2 separate regions of the Mus musculus genome follow, and region 1 is linked to region 2. A link is a contact called in ENCODE POLR2A ChIA-PET data. All regions are on one chromosome and are shown on one strand. The core of a region is the stretch at or near the end of the contact, and the rest is flanking DNA. Distances in the headings are between cores, read along the strand shown. Region 1 holds the start of Tomm20 (translocase of outer mitochondrial membrane 20). Region 2 holds the start of Irf2bp2 (interferon regulatory factor 2 binding protein 2).

Region 1 (3,676 bases), core at 145-2,644, 350 kb after region 2:
ATGAGGCTACTTGGGGCCTACGGGCTCAAAAAGTCCTGGAAGTCCTATAATGAGTATTAAAGGATGTACGTCTAATTCATTAGTCTCCGACCATATATAACTACGAAAAATTAAAAAACTCATTTAGAAATTCGAGAGAATGGAGTAACTGACTGACTGCAGCCCCCAAGAAAGCGAAACAAAAAAGGCCAGATTATTCCAACAAATGTGCTTTCAGACTATATATTGAAAAATAAAGAGTCTCTGTAAATTCATGGGTGGATCACATGTCCATGACTTCCCAAGGCGTGCCAAGATTTCCCTCCGGTAAAACTCTTTGAAGATGTCGCAGGTATGAAATAAGACTGAGCCACGTGAGGAGCGCAGCCCTTTGGACTCCCCCGCACTTTGTCTAGCATTCACTCATATCTTGGAAGCACCAGAGCAAAGCTGCCAAGAGGGTTTAAGAATGCAAGGACGACACCCCACTGTGCTAGTGCTGGGGCAGCACCGTCGACGGGTTTGCTGAATAGAGCACCACCGCCTTCGGGGTAGGCACCCGTCTGAAAAGCTAGCAATGAGAGGCACCAAGAGTTCGAAGCCGACCTACCAACTGCAGCAGTCCCCTGTCGTAAACACACATAAAGAATGATTGTTTTCAACGGTGACTGTTATAGAGAAAGGCTCGTGCCTGTTATCACAGCACTAGGTTGAAGCGGGGGGCTGGGGAGGTGGTGGTGGTGCTGGCTGCCACGAGGTCGAGGCTAGCGCGGGTTACAGCCTGAGCTACACAGGAGGACCCTGTCTTCAACACAAGTTGAGTGGGGGGGAATGGAGCTGGGCGTGGTGAGACCTTGAAACTGGAGGATAACCACCTTAACCTGAGCTAAAGACCTGTCTCCCACCCCCCATCCCCCAGAATTACAGAGCTGGGGAAAGGCAAAAAAGTGCTACCCCTCCCCCGAATCAGCATGCATTCCACCGCCAGCAAGATGGAGCCAGGTCGCCTCCAAGATGGAGGCCCGCGGGCACAGGCGGGACCCTGGCCGCAAGAGCGCGACGCCGGGGAGCACTCGGGGGCGCGCGGGGCCCACTCACGTTCTCGAAGCCTGTTCTTGAAGTTGGGGTCACTCCGCCTTTTGCGGTCGAAGTAGATGCAGTACCCGATGAAGAGGGCACCGCACACGCCCGCGGCGATGGCGCTGTTCCGGCCCACCATCTTCGCTCGACTGGGGCGTACGCCGGGCCGCGGCAGCCCGCCTGGCAGCGGTTAGCTCCGACCGATCGGAGCACGCCGGCCGCTCGCAGCCGCCTGCCTCCAGTCCAGACGGAAAAGGCCGAGCGCGAGGACTTCCGGCGCGCGAGGACCCCGGGGGAAGGTCCGCGGCGGGCTGTCCGCGGCGGTGCCTGCGCGGGAACGCCTGGTGCGCACGCGCAGATGGACCCAGTCTGCGCGGCTGAGACGCCAAGCTGGGGGCGGGGCGTGCACTGCAGAAGGATTTGTGCGTCATCCCGTGACCAGGGGGTCAGGGGCAGCACGTGTTTGTGGCGTGCTGAGTCAGAAGCCTCTAATCCACTGTCCTTGCTAATGAAAGACGAAGGTGGGAGCCGGCTGAGAACAGCATCTCATCTCACTGTGTCCTTCAGGAAGCCTGTGACTTGAAGTGCATGCGTTTGCTTTTTAGGTTTTTGAGACGGGCTCTCCCCTTGTAGCATAGTAGGGTCTGGAACTTGCTGTGTAGTCTGCCCTGGCCTCGAACCTGCAATCCTTTTGCCTCATCCTCTGAGCTGTGGTTTTAAAGGAAGACCTGAGCCGCCTGATCTGGCAGTATTTGCTTTGTAAATTGCGTTGTGACTGAGATTAGACACAATGATTGACTGCAAAATAATTTTATGATGTAGCCCTGGTGCGGAGAAGAAAAATGGGTTAATTCGTTCAAAAAAATTTAACCTGTAAGGAATGCAGAAGGGCAAAAAAAAAAAAAAAAAAAGTCTATGGGTGGCCCTGATTTGTGCCGTCATTAAACTGCAGTCTTGTCGTTCTCTCCCTCCTCCACAACCCCCATCAAGATTCCCAACCAGCTCGTTACTAATGCTCGAACCCACCCACCACACTTGTGGCTGGCTTTTGAAGGAAAGGCAGTCTGGTACAGCAACTGCTCCCTTCACTGAGGAAACATCGAAACCTGGGACAGTGACAAGCTATGCTGCAGTCTCTGAGAATTGGGTACAGTGATAAGAGGTAGCCGATGCAAGCCTTTCCTGCACCTCTCATTGTAAGAATGCTTTTTTTTTTCATTTATGCATATGAGTGCTCTACCTGCATGTACACCTTCGTACCAGAAAAGAGCATTAGATAGCATTACAGATGGTCGTGAGCCACCGTGTGGTCGCTGGGAATTGAACTCAGCACCTCTGGAAGAATAGCCAGTGCTCTTAACTGCTGAGCCATCTCTCTAGCCCCTTTAAGGATTTTTTGAAGCTATGTTAAGGGAGAAAAAAAGTTTACAAGAAAAAAATGTTTCATACTCATGACTAATCAGTACTTAGCCAGCACTTTTATAACAAAGCCAACTTCTATCCACTCTTGACCACTTATATACATAGTCTTGTGGCTATTAAGTATTTTATCAGATAGAACGTACCAAGAAATTACACTAAGCATCTTTAGAAAATTTCCTACAAAATACATTTTTTAATGATTTACACAATCATAGTAGCACACACATTCTAAAGGAGGAATTTCAACAGTTACACAGTACCGAATTCCAAAGTATCTAGGGCCAGTGAGATGGCTGAGTGAGTCCATGCTTTGGAAGGAGAAAACTCCAGAGTTTTCTTCTGGCCTCCACATTCACATCATACACATATTAAATAAAGTTACATCTATGCATGTATATAACCTGCTCACTCACAGGAGCTGTAAGTTGTACATAGATTATATATGCACGCACAATCTAATGTTACATCTTTATATAGTTTATGCAAAAATGCTCCAGAGTGATCAGGTAAAATTGCTGAAATTTAACTGAAAAGGTTCTAAATACTGTAAGGAAAACCAACCATAAATTATCCAGTCTTGGATACAGGAAATAGAGCTTTCTCTGCTGTAAAAGCTACACACTTTTATTTATTTTTTAATATTTATTTAATGTGAGTACACGGTAGCTGACTTCAGACACACAGCAGAAGAGTGCATCGGACAGATGGTTGTGAGCCACCATGTGGTTGCTGGGAATTGAACTCAGGACCTCTAGAAGAACAGTCAGTGCTCTTAACCACTGAGCCATCTCTCCAGCCCCACACTTTTATTTTTTACTTGTATATATGTGTGTGTAGGTTATGTTAGTGAAAAAGTGCACAAAGTCTGGGGAGACTAGAGGAGTTGGACCTAGGAGCTCAAGTTACAGACAGTTGTGAACTGCTTGACGTGGGTACTAGGAATTGAACTTAGGTACTCTGAAGAGCAGTGCATGCTCTTAACCAAGAAACCAACTCTCCAGCCTCTAGAGCTATGGGGTTTGTTTGTTTTTTGTTTAAGATTTATTTATGTGTAAGTACACTGTAGTTGTATCCAGACATTCCAGAAGAGAGCATCAGCCAGGCATGGTGGCGCACGCCTTTAATCCCAGCACTTGGGGGGCAGAGGCAGGCGGATTTCTGAGTTCAAGGTCAGCCTGGTCTGCAAAGTGAGTTC
Region 2 (3,628 bases), core at 881-3,380:
GGAAGATTAACTTTAACGTACCCCCAAAGAGACAGCTCTCATCTTCAAAAACACACATAGTTCTGCACGCAGCTTCAAACATTTCCCCTAATAAAGGGCTCTGAGCCTGCACACCACCTCCAAGGTAAGCCAAGTCATGGGATCCTGCCTGAAAGGCTCCAACCCCAGACCAGCTCATGTGACTGCATTTAGCAGACAGGTTAAAGGGTGACTGCTGCCCTCACGCTTCCATCCAAGAATGTGCTGGGAAAGGAAAACCCCGTGTCGCTGCCTATCAACCCGTTCTGACTCATCCCTGTTGTGCTGGTTCAGCAGAGGGACCACGTTGCCACTAAGCTCTGGTTCAGCCCCGGGCCGACCAGGAAGTTGGCTGTTTGTTGTTTCTGGATTAAGGCAAAACTGTGCATGGAAGAATGGATCCCTACCACCCACCCACCCACCCACCCACCCACGCGCACACACGCACGCGCGCGCGCGCACACACACACACACACACACACACACACGGGTGGGCGGGCGCTCAAACGCTGCCTCTAACCCCACGCCCTCCATCCCTTCTCCCCTCGCCCCGCAGTCGCCCCTACCTGCTTTAGACCCGTTGGCCCCGTTGGCCTCGAAACCCAACAACCTGCCTGCTGCAGTCAGAGCCGGCTCCTTCTTGAACTTGCTCTCGAAGGGCCCCGAGTGGCCGTGCTGGTGCAGCGCCAGGAGCGTGTCCCGCACCGTCTTAGGCCTGCTGGCCCAGTCCTGCTCCCCGGGCGCGCGGCCTTTGCCTGCACCCTCGGCGCTCAGCTCGCTGGCCCCGGCCGCGCTGGATAAGCTGTCGGCCGGACTCCGGTGCGCGGGCTGCGCCTTCTCCTTGCTCGGCTCGCGCGCCTCGTGCTCCGCCGCCGCGCTCGACACAGACGCCGGGCGTTTGTGGGTGCCCAACTCGGCGGGCTGAGCTCCCAGGCCCGGTGTTCCGCTCACCGCGGCCAGTGTGGCCGCAGCACGGCCGCTCAACCCCAGCGCGGCAGAACCGTTGACCAGAGGCACCAGAGTGGGCGGAACGGCGTGTGCACGCCGAGGGTTCGGGCTCTGGCGATTCAGCTCCGGCGGCTCCTCCAGTTTGGAGAACCCGTTGGGCACCAGGATGCCGTTCGCCGGCGCGGACTGCTGCGCGGCCGACTGTGGGAGGCCTGCACCCGCACGCGTGCTGAAGTCGGAGGCCAGGCGCGGGGCACGATCCGGCGCCAGCGGGTAGCGCTCCATAGCCTGAGCGCGCGCGGCCTCGGCGCCCGCGTGGCCCAGCTGCGGCGGCGGCTGCAGCAGTAGGTCCTTGGCCGACAGTGGCGGTGGCTTGGCGGCTGCGGGCTGTGCACCGGTCGGGGAGCGGCCCTCCGGGAAGCAGCCGTGAGCACGCTTCAGCTGGCGGGCCGTCTCGATGACGAACTCCACGCGGTCGGCTCCCTCGTAGTTGACGCAGCCGCGGCACACGGGCTCCGTGAAGTCCCAGATCATGGCCCAGGGCATGCGGGGCAGGTCACACAGATAGCACGACTGGCGCCGAGAGGCGGCCGCCACCGCCACCGCCGCGGCCATGTCCGCACAGCCCGCCGCGCCGCAGGAGGAGCCGGGTGAGGGGACGCCGCCGCCCCCCGTGGATCCCGCGCGCGCGCGCCGGCCGGCCCAAGCCCGCGTCTGCGCGACTAGCGGCGGCGGCGGCCGCAGGCGAGGAGGCGGCGGCGGCAGAGCCCGGGCCGGCGCGGCGCCCGCGCGGCGCCCCCGGGGCACGAGGGGCGGCGGGCGCGCGGCGGGGCGCGCCTGCAGGTCCCCACGGGCGGCGGGGCGGCGCGGCGCGCGCGGGGGCGGCGGCTCGGCCGGGGCCGCGGGCTGGGGCCTCCAGACCGGGGCAAAGACGGGCCGCGAGCGCAGCAGGTCGCGCTGGCGCCCGGGGCGCAGAGCCGCGCGAGGTACGGGGGACGCGGGGCAGCCGCCGGGGCAGCTCAGCCCGAGCGGCGGGGCATGCCGCGCGCGGCGGCGTGCAGCTCGGTCCCGGGCCCCGGCGCGGCCGCTGCACAGCACCCACTGCGCCTCAGCTCCTGCGCCGCCGCTGTTGCTGCTGCTACCGCCGCGGCCGCTCCACTTCTACAGACTTGATTCTTCGACAGCTCTGCACGGCGCCTGCGCGGCCCCCTCCCTCCCTGGCGCGCGCGGCCCCGTGCGCCCGCCCTCCTTCCCTCCCTCCCTCCCTCTGCGCTCTCTCGCGCGCCACCCTGGATTCTTCCGTTTCTCGATCGCGTGCGCGCCGGGACTGAGGCGCAGACCAGTTCACGCGGCCCTAGCGCCGCAGGTGTGCAGCTCGCGTCCCCAAGAGTCCCGTGTCACCCCGCCTACCCAGCCAGGATGCTCCAACCCATGGCCCTGTTCTTTCGATTAAATCGTGCAAACTGTTTTATTTTACATGCAATGCCACTTTATCACTTGGTTACTGGCAGCCTCCTGAGCATGGAATTTGGAGCATAGCGAGGCGCACTTTGGACTTTTCCTTGTTAGCGTCTCACTTGGCTTCAGCTGGGCGCGCGCACGCTATCAACACTCTGCCCTGTTTTGGTCGAGGAAGCAACTACACACTGCCGCTGCCCCTTTAAGTTTTACAAAAACTTAGTGCTCAGGCAGGCCCGGCCTCTTTTGCGCGTGCACTGAAAGGAGGACGCACAGGCCCGAGGCTCCTCAGGCGCCGCCGCCCAGCGTCTTATGTAGGTCTGTGCAGCGAGCGCGTGACGTGGGCAAGGGACGCTGCCACTGCGCAAACTCCACATAAGACGTGCCCAGCGCCGCGGGCCCTGGGGCCGCGCCGAGCTAGTGCACATTCCAGGGATCTGGGCTCTGCAGCGCACCGCGTCACGGCTCAGGACCCGCCCCCGGTCTCTGGCTAGTAGGCCCTGCCCCACCGCCTCCGCGGGGCCGAACTTCGAGTGGCCAACTCTGGGCGCGCGCTGTCCCCTTTGCGCCTAGGGCGTGCGCTGGCGGGTGGACTTGGCTGTCTGTTGTACCATCCGGCTTAGCCCAGTGGGCACAGACGCGCCTGGCAGCATCGCTTCGTTGTTCCCTTCCACGCTGGGCAGTGAGGGCTGCCCAGAGTGGACGGAACACCGAATTGTACACTTTGGTAGGGAGCAGGGACTGGTGTGTGCTGTCAGTGGTCGGTCAGTCAGGCTCTGATTTGAGACCTACTACTCTGAGTAAGAGCCGCTTTTGCTTTTGTGGTGAACAACGCAGGTCCACCTCTCTCCCCAAGATTGGAATGGGCTGGTTAAGTGTGGGAAGAGCAGGGTACTAAGTACATTAGCTTTCCTACAACTGGATTGGAAGGTGGAAAGGGAGGGGGGAAAAATCTGCTGACCTTTTTTTCTCCGGTGGCTGCTATTGAAAAATGCCAGGTTGCTTCAAAGAATAGCCACAAGAGGAAACACGCCCCACAGAGAAGCAGCCCAGAGAGCTGTTTAGAGCACAAGAATAAACCTGTTGGAGGTGGCACAGAAAGCTTAGCGCCAGATGCCAAGGGCGTCCACAGGCTAACCTTGAACGTCTCTCTCGGGGCTTTCCAGAGAAGGTACATCTGTGTCAAGGGCCTCCCCAGCTCCCC

What was found. ChIA-PET counts read pairs that join two places held with the same protein, here RNA polymerase II (POLR2A).
Region 1: POLR2A ChIA-PET joins it to region 2 with 15 read pairs in embryonic stem cell. The contact joins the promoter of Tomm20 here to the promoter of Irf2bp2 in region 2. POLR2A ChIA-PET finds 5 or more read pairs at or near these places in 3 of 5 experiments (Patski and embryonic stem cell).

What each region holds. Positions count from the first base shown.
Region 1 is chr8:126,944,527-126,948,202 of GRCm38, forward strand. It overlaps Tomm20 (translocase of outer mitochondrial membrane 20), which reads right to left and starts at 1,395. Exons shown (of 5, transcript NM_024214.2): 1 at 1,078-1,395. The coding sequence starts at 1,198. It overlaps LOC115486982 (a long non-coding RNA gene), which reads right to left and starts at 1,071. Exons shown (of 2, transcript XR_003947623.1): 1 at 1-1,071. It overlaps LOC115487043 (a small nucleolar RNA gene), which reads right to left and starts at 454; the gene lies at 321-454. It overlaps Rbm34 (RNA binding motif protein 34), which reads right to left. Exons shown (of 11, transcript NM_172762.3): 11 at 2,646-3,676.
Region 2 is chr8:126,591,856-126,595,483 of GRCm38, forward strand. It overlaps Irf2bp2 (interferon regulatory factor 2 binding protein 2), which reads right to left and starts at 2,131. Exons shown (of 2, transcript NM_001164598.2): 1 at 585-2,131. The coding sequence starts at 1,581. It overlaps Gm31546 (a long non-coding RNA gene), which reads right to left. Exons shown (of 2, transcript XR_388210.1): 2 at 2,410-3,628.